Linked DNA regions of Homo sapiens: region 1 is linked to region 2. Evidence: chromatin loops called from intact Hi-C (ENCODE). Cell type or tissue: heart left ventricle. All regions are shown on one strand. Links, peaks and the distances in the headings refer to the core of each region. The heading gives the core; the rest is flanking DNA.

Region 1 (5,387 bases), core at 101-5,100, 67 kb after region 2:
TCAGGAGATCGAGACCATCCTAGCTAACACGGTGAAACCCCGTCTCTACTAAAAATACAAAAAATTAGCCGGGCGTGGTGGCAGGCGCCTGTAGTCCCAGCTACTCGGGAGGCTGAGGCAGGAGAATGGCGTGAACCCAAGAGGCGGAGCTTGTAGTGAGCTGAGATCGTGCCACTGCACTCCACACTCCAGCCTGGGTGACAGAGTGAGACTCCGTCTCAAAAAAAAAAAAAAAAAAAAAAAAAAAACTCTGTGATTAGTAGTACAGTAACATACTATCTAATGGCTATATTAGATGACTATAATGACTATATTAGATATATTAATAGTATCATTTTTTCAACAATTATTCCAGTTACCTGAATAAAGCACACCTGGGATGTGCCTAATTCCCCCAGCCTCAAATTTTGACAACACATGTGCAATGTTGTCTACCAGTACCAGAGTCTCATTAGAGACTCAAGTATCCACGTATTGTGATTTGTTTTGTTTTGTTTTTTAGTGGAGCCTAGTCACATAGGCATCCTCTCCTTCACAGTACCAAAATACCGGGCTCCCAGTAGAAAAGCAACTGCGCAGATTATACCACATTGTTTGTACAAGCCATTTAGGCACAGTGAGCCACTCTTCTTAGTTAGGGAATGGTGGCGGTCCTCCCAAATCCAAGGTCCCAAACACCAGCCAAGGGCCAGTCTTGTAAGCTGGCCTTTCTCAGGATGGTAGTCTCCTGCCTCCTGTATGAAACCTTTACTATACAACAGCTATGGCCGTGATGTAATTTGGGGGGGTTCTTAGTATTTTATTTTAATAGCAAATAATAATATAATGACATAACACGGTACTGTTTTCAGTTGCATCACTCATACTAAGTTGTAATGATGCTTATGGTTTTGACATTTGGTGGATATTTTACAGGTATTTTTATATGAATTGCTATGGCAATATTAGATAATCATAATCTGTGTTTCTTATCTGATTAACCTTTCAGTAAAATTGTTAAATAAGCATACTAATTTCTGATTTTAAATTACAGTAAAAGTGGTCTTTTAATTACATGAATGGACCTGTTTTGATTCAGTGTTAAATCCCTGTTTATAATTATAAAATAAGATAAAATATTTAATAATTTTTATCAATTATTTTTTGCTTAAGTATACAGTTAAAATTATTAGCTATACATGCTCTATATAATTCAGTTTGGGAGATAATATCCATATTCTGTTATTAATTCTTTGACCTTTAGTGATTTGCAATTTTCAGGGTGACTATATCTTTTCATAATATAGAGTAATAGCAAATTCAGTGAATATCTTTTTTAAAATTAATCTTTACTTTTTAGAGCAGTTGATGTTCACAGCAAAATTGAGAGGAAGGTAGAGGTTTTCCAAATACTCCATGGACCCCCACATATGCACAGCCTCCCCCATTATCAATGTCCTCCACCAAAGTTCACTAGAGTTATTGATGAGCCTACATTGACACATCACCCAAAGTCCATAGTTTACATTAGGTTTCGCTCTTGGTGTTGTACATTCTCTGGACTTGGAGAAATCTATAATGACATGTTTCTACCCTTGTAAGTATCCTAGACACAATCATTTTATGGCCCTAAAAATCCTCTGTACTGTGCCTTTTCCTCTCTCCCCCCCACTAATCCCTGGCAACCACTGATCTTTTTGCTGTCTCCATAGTTTGCTTTTTCCAGACTAGTCTGGAATTCCACTGTATTGGAATAATAAAGTGGATAACTATTTGAATATTAAAAAATTAAAATTCCATGGTAATTGCAGTAGTCATTGAAGATGTTTTTTGTCCTTTTGTTTTCTTTTTGTTTTGTTCATCGTCGTAGAATATGATGATATGTGTTTTCCATACTGAGAAAGCATGATTTCTATAGACACTTGCCACATAATAGGGTTGACAAAAATGACATCATGCAGCACTACAGACCATCCTGCTCTATGAGATGGGTCCAGATAGACTTTCTATGAATGAAAAGGGACAATCTTAAGAGTTCATACTTTATAAAACCTTCATGCCTTGCAGTTGAAAATAAGACTAGGCAGTGAATACTACAGGTGGATAAATATATTCCTCACTGATTATCTTCCTTTGAGATACGAGTTTGAAAATAGTCTATATTATTACGACATGGCTCACCTACAACTAGATTCTCTGTCATGAGAAATGCCCAGAGAGTCACAGTGTTTGCTTTACATGAAGTGCAAAAGAACTTTTTTCTTCCACTGGAGAGAGTGACAACTGTTGGCACATTCTAGTAGCTTGAGTGAGTTGATAGTTCTGTTCACATATATTTTTCACATCAGATAGTACTCACTGGCAACTTGCCACCACCTCTTCAGTGTTTCTTCTTAAGCTTCTCTCTGAATAAGTGGTATGCTTCTGAGTGAGTGGATAAGCTCTTAAGGGAATGATCTTTCCAGTGGTTCTTTTCCATAGGAGTGAAATGGCAGGCAAATTTGAGCCTTGTTTGTGGCATACATAGGGCAGAGAAAATAGCCAGAACTAAGTAAACTTAACCAGCATTTTCCCCAGAAGAGTATTAGCAATAGTGAGTACAGTGATCTCCCTTGAGATCTTCTCCACTGGCAACTGAAAAGTCTTTGCAAGAATCTTTGTCCCTGGTCTGTTTCCTATGTTTTGCCATAAAACATAGTACAGTGCCCATGGACCTAGCTTCCTCGTGACAGGATGTTTTATTCTAAACTGAACAGTTTTAACTGAAGAACTGGAGAAGCTTTGTTGTGTCACAACAAAATAAGTCCAGTTGTCTTCCCTTATCCACAGGGGATACATCCCAAAACCCCCAGCAAATGCCTGAAACTGTGGATAGTACCAAGCCCTATATGTGCAATGTTTTTTCCTATACATACATGTCTATAATAAAGCTTGATTTATAAATTAGGCACAGTATGAACTTAACAATAGATAATAAAATAGAACAATCATAACAATATACTATAATAAGTTTTGTGAATATGGTTCCTTGAAATATTTTCTTGCACTGTACTCACCCTTATTCTGTTGATGATGTGTGGTGATACAGTGCCTCTGTAATAAGATGGCATAGGTATTGTGATGTAGTGCTAGGCTACTATTGACCTTCAGGAGAAGGACTATCTGCTTTGGGTGATCCTGGATTATTAAGCCTTGATAATACTGATGGTTGGATGTCAGGAGAAGACCTGCCAATGACTAACGGGTAGATAGCATATACGATGTAGATGCACTAGACAAAATGATGATTCATGCCCTGGCTGGGATGGATTGAGATGGCTGAAGATTTTACACTACTCAGAACGGCATGCAACTTAAAACTTATTTTTTTCAAACTTTTCATTTAATATTTATGGATCATGACTGACTATGGGTAACTGAAACCACAGAAAGCAAAACCACAGATGTGATACCGTGAAATACATATTTGGTCTTCAACTCTGTTAAAAGAAAAACTTCAGCTATATTAAATTTAAAGGAATTTAATTGAACAATGAACAATTCGTGAATCCAGCAGCCCCCAGAATCATGGCAGATTCACTGAGACTCCAGCACAGTCACATGGTAGAAGAAGATTTATAGGCAAAAAAAAAAAAAAAAAAAAAAAGAGGAAACGATGTCCAGTACAGAACAGCTGGATTGGTTACAGGTTGGTGTTTGCCTTGTTTGAACACAGTTCAAACACTCATCGGTGTATGAATGGTTGAGGTATGGCTGCTGGGATTGGCCAAGACTCAGTTATTGTTACAGGCACATACTCCTAAATTAGGTTTTTAATCTTGTCTACCTATTAAGCTAGGTTCCGGTTCATCCACAAGGACTCAAATACAGAAGTAAGGAGTCCTTCTCAGGTCACATTTAGTTCGCTTTAACAATTCCATTTCACGGCATACAACTCCTAAAATCCTTAGAATCTCCAAAGTGATGTATTTTTGTATGCTAATGATTGACTGATGGCTAAGCAGCTTCAGGATAGGGGCTGGTCACTGGAAAGATTAAGGCATGATTAGAGGATTGGAACTTCCAGCCTCCTGGGAGGGGAGAGGAACTGAAGATTAAGCTGATCACTGATGACCAGTGATTTAATCAGCCATTCCTGTGGAATGAAGCTTTCATACAAACCCAAGAGGATTGGGTTCAGGGAGCTTCCAGATACCTGAATAAATGGAGGTTTCTGGAAGGTGGTGCACCCTCTAAGGTTATGAAACTCTACACCCCTTCCCCAAACCTGGCCCTGTGCAACTCTTTATCTGTATTTTTGGTAACATTCTTTGTAATAGCCAGGAAATGCAAATTTTTTTGCTTCCCTAAGTTCTGTGAGCTGCTCTAGCAAATTAAACCCAAGGAGAGGTCATGGGAACCATAGCTTGAAGTTAGTCATTCTGGAGGCCCAGAATTGTGACTGGTGAGGGGAGGGGGCAGCCTTGGGGACTGCACCCCCAACTTGTGAGGAATTGATTTAGAGGACCCCCAGCTGGTGTCTGCTGCAGGATTGATTGATTGCTTGTTGGTGTGGAAAAGTCTTCCCCTCATTTGGTCACAGAAGTCTTCTGTGTTTGTTATTGTTGTACTTTGAGAGCAGAGAAAAAATACATTGTGGTCATTTTTTTTTCCACACATAGAATGGGTAAGGGGGTGTTACTGTGCATGCCTTCTAACTGCTCCTAGTCCATTAGTCCAGAAATCATGCTACGTTTGACACTGTTAGCTTATGATACAGATTTTGTTATTGATACCAGTGAGACTGATAGGGTTGATTTAGGATTATAATTGTACACAGCAGTTCCTTTTAAGGACCACATTTTGATAATTCCCATTCTTCCTTGCATTTCATAGATGCAAAGGAGGGGCAGTAAGAGTTCTTAATGCATTAATTTCCTACCAGTAGTATAATTAATATTCTAGTATAATCTCCAGGTATGGTCCCAAAGGAATACTTTGTAACAAAGCATCAGTCTTATGCCTTTTTAAAAAACAAAGTCTAAAGCATGCAGAAAAGTGTGCACGGTTTTTTAAAAATAAAGGTAGAGTTTTGCTCTGTTGTCCAGCCCGTTGTCAAACTTCGGGGCTCCTCAAGTGATCCTTCAGCCTCAGCCTACCAGGCACTTTTATGCTTTAAGTATTCTATGTGTTTCTATTGTTGATTTAAAAGGTATTTTACTTTTTTCTTTAACAGTGGATGGGAGTTCTGAAGACTCTGTAATCAGGTAGGATTTACAGATTTTAAATATTTATCTGTTAACTAAGGGAATAGAAGGAAAAGAAACGAACAACTGTTGATTGTTGCACCCCGTTGTGCACTCAAAATGACACATCATATTATGTACCTAACTCATTCCATATAGTCATCACAACAGCTTTGCAAAGTG
Region 2 (5,387 bases), core at 306-5,305:
ATGTACAGTTTCCTGCTACCTAGAGCTGCTGTGAGAATTAACTAAATTAAAAACCAAAAAATGACAGGCAGTAGATAGACTGAAATCTTTCTCTTAAGAGTTGTGCTATGGCTGAGTGCAGTGGGTCATGCCTATAATTTCAGCACTTTGGGAGGCCGAGGTGGGAGGATCACTTGAGCCCAGCAGTTCAAGACCAGCCAGAGCAACATGGCAAAACCCCAACTCTACAAAAAATACAAAAAAATTAGCTGGGCATGCTGGTGCATGCTTGTAGTCCCAGCTACTAGGGAGGCTGAGGTGGGAGGATCATGTGAACCTGGGGAAGTTGAGGCTACAGTGAGCCATGATCTCACCACTGCACTCCAGCCTGCTGGGCAACAGAGTGAGACCCTGCTTCAAAAGAAAAAAAAAAAGTCGTGCTATGAATTAAAAAAAAAAGAAACTAAAATATTTACTGCATGAAAATGAAAGAATTAGATTGGACTCTACCTGTGCTCTAGTTCCAATTTCACTGTCTCTCTTTAGCCAAGTATCAGAGGCATCTGTTGTTTTGTTGTATAGATGCAAGTTGGGCATCCATGAACCAGCTTATTGGATATTGGTGGTGGTGGTTTTCACTCAGCTCTATTCTGTAGAAATAGTACCCCAATTTTGCTTTGGGGAATCACCCTCCCTGTCTGAGCCCACTTGCTTCAGGTGAACCTGAATCCATCTACAGCCTCCTAGGGAGTAGAAAGTGAGTGAGGCTAAGCTCACCAGCACAGCCTCTTTCCCCAGATGACAGTCATTGGTTCAGGGAAAAAATGCATGACACAAATTAAACCCAGAGTATTAAAAACTTAATTGTTGGTGGGAAATGCCAAATGTTATAACCTTATGGAGGGGAATCCAGCAGTCTCTAAAGAGAAATGATAATAGAATGCAATTAATAATCTGTGGTTTTCTTTTCCTATAAAAGATATTATCAGGAAAATGGGTGAAATTTAAGATCTGTAGATTAGTTGATATTATTGTATCAGTGTTAATATCTTGAGTTTGATAATTTTTATTGTGGTTAATGTTCTTATTTTAGGTAACACTGAAGTATTTAGACATGTAGGGTCATCACATCTGCAACTTATTTGCCCATGGTTCAGGAACAATTACATTACACACACACACACACACACACACACACACACACACACACACACACCAGATAATAGATATAGAAAGTAGGAGGGCAAGAGAAAGAATGACAAAGCAAACGGGCTAAAAATTTAATAACTGGGGAACTTGAGTAAAGGGTATATAGCAATTCTTTATACTGTTCCCAAAACTCTTCCATAAATCTTTATTATGTTGTAAACCCAGAAAATCTGAGATAGGTCTCAGTTAATTTAGAAAGTTTATTTTGCCAAGGTTGAGGATGCACCCATGACACAGCCTCAGGAAGTCCTGATGACATGTGCCCAAGGTAGTCGGGGCACAGCTTGGTTTTGTACATTTTAGGGAGACATGAAACATCAGTCAATATATGTAAGAAGTACATTGGTTCGATCTGGAAAGGCAGGACAACTCAAAGCAAAGGGAGGAAAACTGGAAGTAGGATGTGGCTTCCAGGTCACAGATAGGTGAGAGACAAAGGTTGCATTCTTTTGAGTTAATACTTGGACTGAGCTAATGTTCATCCTAGGCATCCTCTTCTCAGGGGAAGAAAGAAGCATGATCCGTAGAGCTGCTATGGTGGTCTGATAATGTGAACACCCTCCTGGCCAAAACGTTCCTGCAGCAGATCAAAAATTCCCCACCAAAGACCCCCAGTGGGAAAATAACAATGCAGCCCACTACATATGCAAGACCTTAGGGAAATGATAATAAAAGGGATTAAAGAATCAGTACCCCAAATCCAGAACCTTACCCGAGCATTTGATATACAGCATGGGCAAGATGAAGGGCCTATAGAATTTTTAGACAGATCGAAGGAACAAATGAGACAGTATGCTGATCTAGATCCTGAGGATCCTCTTGGATGGGGAATGTTAAAACTTCATTTTGTTGTTAACAGTTGGCCAGATATTTCAAAGAAATTACAAAAGATGGAAAATTGGAAAGACCATCCTGTGGAGGGTCTGTCCTGCAGGCCCCAGCTCGCATGATGGATGAATAATGTACCCAGACACCGATATTCAGTGAAAGTGCCTCTAGGGATCCGAGCTGCTCACAGACACCAAGGAAGGTGGTGTAAAGAATCAGCAGCCACAGCCCCAATTAGCTGTCCCTGTGGGCATTTATTTGGCACAGTTTTAATGACAAAGGCTTTGAGTCAACACACCTGTGGGTAATTAATCTGGTCGCCCCCACCCCAGGAGAGCTATCCCGCCCTTGAGTGATCAAATGTTAGTTGTAGGACCACATGAGTAAACAAGCTCTTTAGATAAACTTCTCCACATTCCTATGTATCTGCGCCCTAAGCTCTCTGGCTCCTGAAAAGAGGATTTGGCTGCCTTCAGCCAAACTATCTGAAGTTATGCCAAACTTCCTGGCCTTCCAACAAGGTTTGCTTCTTTCTATTCCTATAATTTCTTCTGCCATACTGACTGATCTTCCACACTGTCCCGTGAGTGAATTTCTTAGGGAGGCTCAAAAAGAGTATGTAAGAAGGGACAAAGGAAAACAAAAACAGAAGGCAAAAATTCTGCTGTCCACCATACAACAAAGTACTCAGGGGGCCAGAACCTAAAAAGAGCCTAGGCCCCCACTTTCCAGGCCATATAAAGAACACCAAAAAGTGAAGCTTGGAAACTTAAAATTAGGAAAGGAAGGAAGGATCTCTTTGAAGGCTATAATGCTTTGAAAACTGTTGGCAGTGTGGCATGACTGCTTAAAGTAGATAAAAGCTTGTCATTTTACCCCATCCCGGCGTGACTGTGAAGCTGGTGAGGAAAGAGGAAAAAGGGCAAGTTCGGATGTAAGCTGGGTAGCTGGGACTGGTTGGACAAGGGACCACTCTGGAGGGCTCTTGTGCCCAGTGTTTTCCACTTCAGCCCAGCCACATGTTTATAGCAGCCAGAGTCCTTGCAAAGGTGTGGCTGGCTTCGGTCAGGGCCTTCTAGCACTATCAGCGCACTCCTGCCAGCAGCTCAGCTCCTCTCTGCCAGACCAACTAAGAGTGCTTTGTCCTGGCTGGGACATAGAGGCTGAGAGAGATGGGAGGAGTCATAACACCCAGAAATGAAAATACGGATTTAGAGAAGGAACCAGTAAGTAGGAGACAGAAGTTAAATATAAAAACCAATCAGCTAGTATCAAATTTCTGTTTATTCTGGAAGCAGGAGCAAATCTATTAGGAAGAGATTTAATGCTAAAATTAGGCTTAGGCCTCCAAATCGATCATGGGAAATTCCACTCCTCCCTAAACTTGCTCACCACCGCAGACAAAGAACACATTCATCCCAAGATATGGTCAAAAGATGGGATGAGGAAAGTTACAGATTCCTCTGATTCATGTTAAATTAAATACCCCTGGGGAAGTAGTAAAGAGAAAGCAATACCCTATTCCTTTAGAAGGCAGAGTAAATTTAAAACCTATAATTTAAGGTCTTCTCCGTGATGGGCTTCTTGAACCCTGAATGTCGCCCTATAACACTCCAATACTGCCTGTAAAGGAGCCAGACAGGTCATACTGGTTAGTGCAAGACCTTAGAGCTATTAATCAGATAGTCCAAACTGCACTCCCTGTTGTTCCCAATCCTTATACTATTATCAGTAGGATCCCATACAGCCACAAGTAGTTTACAGTAGTACATTTAAAAGATGCCTTCTGGACTTGTTTGTTAGCAGAGGACAGCCGGGACCTATTTGCCTTTGAGTGGGAAAGCCCTCACTCAATTTCTCAAAAACTATATATTAGATCTGTCTTCTGCCCTCTTCTCCCTTAGGACTCAAGGCATTCTAGCCCAGACTCCAACTCTTGAGTTTCCAGTTCACTACCACCAGCCTAGAGATCACATCCTCATCAGGAGTTGGAAAGAAGGGAAGCTTGAGCCCACTTGGGAAGGACCTTATTTAGTGCTCTTAACAACTGATACAGCAGTTTGGACTGCCAAGAAGGGCTGGACTCATCACACTCAAGTTAAGCGGGCACCACCCTTCCCAGAATCATGGACCCTTGTTCCAGGACCAACTCTTACCAAGCTAAGGCTAAAGAGGGTTTAACCCTCTTATTCTGTATTTATTTCCTCCCCCTACCCCATCCCTAGTCCCCTTATCATTAATGTAACCAAGTCAAGCTCACCCCAAACTATTACCTTTGATGCTTGCCTTGTTATACCCTGTGGAGAGTTGTCAAGTCAAAAGCAACTCTCTTCTTCAGAAAAGTATCTCCATCCTTCCTGGCTTTCCTCAGATTGGGCATTTGTTAATCGGGATAAGTTAGTTTGGGAAGAGTTTGATGAAGACTTCAGTATGAACTGGAAATCTTGTCCTCTTAGAGCAGATCTTCTCTGCCGAAGTTGGTTCAATGTTTGATGAAATACTAAAGAGCAAGAATGGACCACCCCAACTGGTACTTGCAGTTTCTTAAAGCCATATATTCATTTTACTAAAGGAATTACCCCTCCCAATTGTCAGCTGAACCAATGTAATCCAGCACAGATTACCATCCCTGCTCCCCAGAGTTCTTCCCCTTCATTAAGCCATTTCTGTGGTATAGGAGCAGAAGTCTCAGGGAAGGACCCCGCAGGATCCTTTGAAATGCACTTCATTGCTTCCCTACCTCCTGTACCCCCTTCTCCCTCTCCTAAGTTCTCCACTAACCAAACCTTTTCTCGTTGTATACCCAATGATAAACTGAAAGTAGCTGTTATAGAGGTTAAAGATTTAAAACAAATTATAGCCATTGAAACAGGGTAGCAGGACACAAATGCTTGGCTGGAATGGATTAAATATTCTGTTCACACGCTAAACAAAAGCGACTGTTATGCTTGTGTGACAGGCAGGCCAGAGACCCAAATTGTCCCCTTTCCACTCGTGAGGTGGTCCTTTCACAGACCAGGCATGAGCTGTATGGTCCGAGCTCTCTTCCAGAACCCCACAGTCTAAGGCGATGAGTCATGCAAGACTCTTTCACTGCTGTTCCCTGAGGTCAAGAGCCCTGCGGGTCAGCCCCTGAGGACCATCCAGCCTCCAGCCCCTGATGTTAACTTCACCTCATGCCTTTCATGGCAGGGGGAAAAGTTAGCCTTCCTTGGAGACTTAACAGGGTGCAGTGAAACGAAGCCTTTTCAAGAGCTTACTGATCAGTCTGCCCTTGTTCATCCCCGAGCAAATGTTTGGTGGTATTGCGGGAGACTATTGCTGGGTACTCTAACAAGTAACTGGAGCAGCCAGTTCAATTGGCTATCCCT

Evidence for each region. Peaks named below come from ENCODE experiments on the same cell type or tissue, not always from the same donor. Only the 100,000 strongest peaks of a DNase experiment are listed, where the experiment ranks them.
Region 1: a loop joins it to region 2, with 2.0 times the contacts of the local background. A loop is called at or near these places in 1 of 110 quality-filtered maps.

Annotation. Positions count from the first base shown.
Region 1 is chr7:39,822,313-39,827,699 of GRCh38, forward strand. No RefSeq gene overlaps it. Among named protein-coding and RNA genes, the nearest start is that of LINC00265, 91 kb to the left of the region's middle. In heart left ventricle, for the core only: no CTCF peak of the experiment used is centred there; no DNase peak of the experiment used is centred there.
Region 2 is chr7:39,755,337-39,760,723 of GRCh38, forward strand. All of the region lies in intron 1 of LINC00265 (long intergenic non-protein coding RNA 265), which reads left to right. Among named protein-coding and RNA genes, the nearest start is that of LINC00265, 24 kb to the left of the region's middle. In heart left ventricle, for the core only: no CTCF peak of the experiment used is centred there; a DNase peak (open chromatin) is centred at 3,085; H3K27ac peaks cover 602 bases.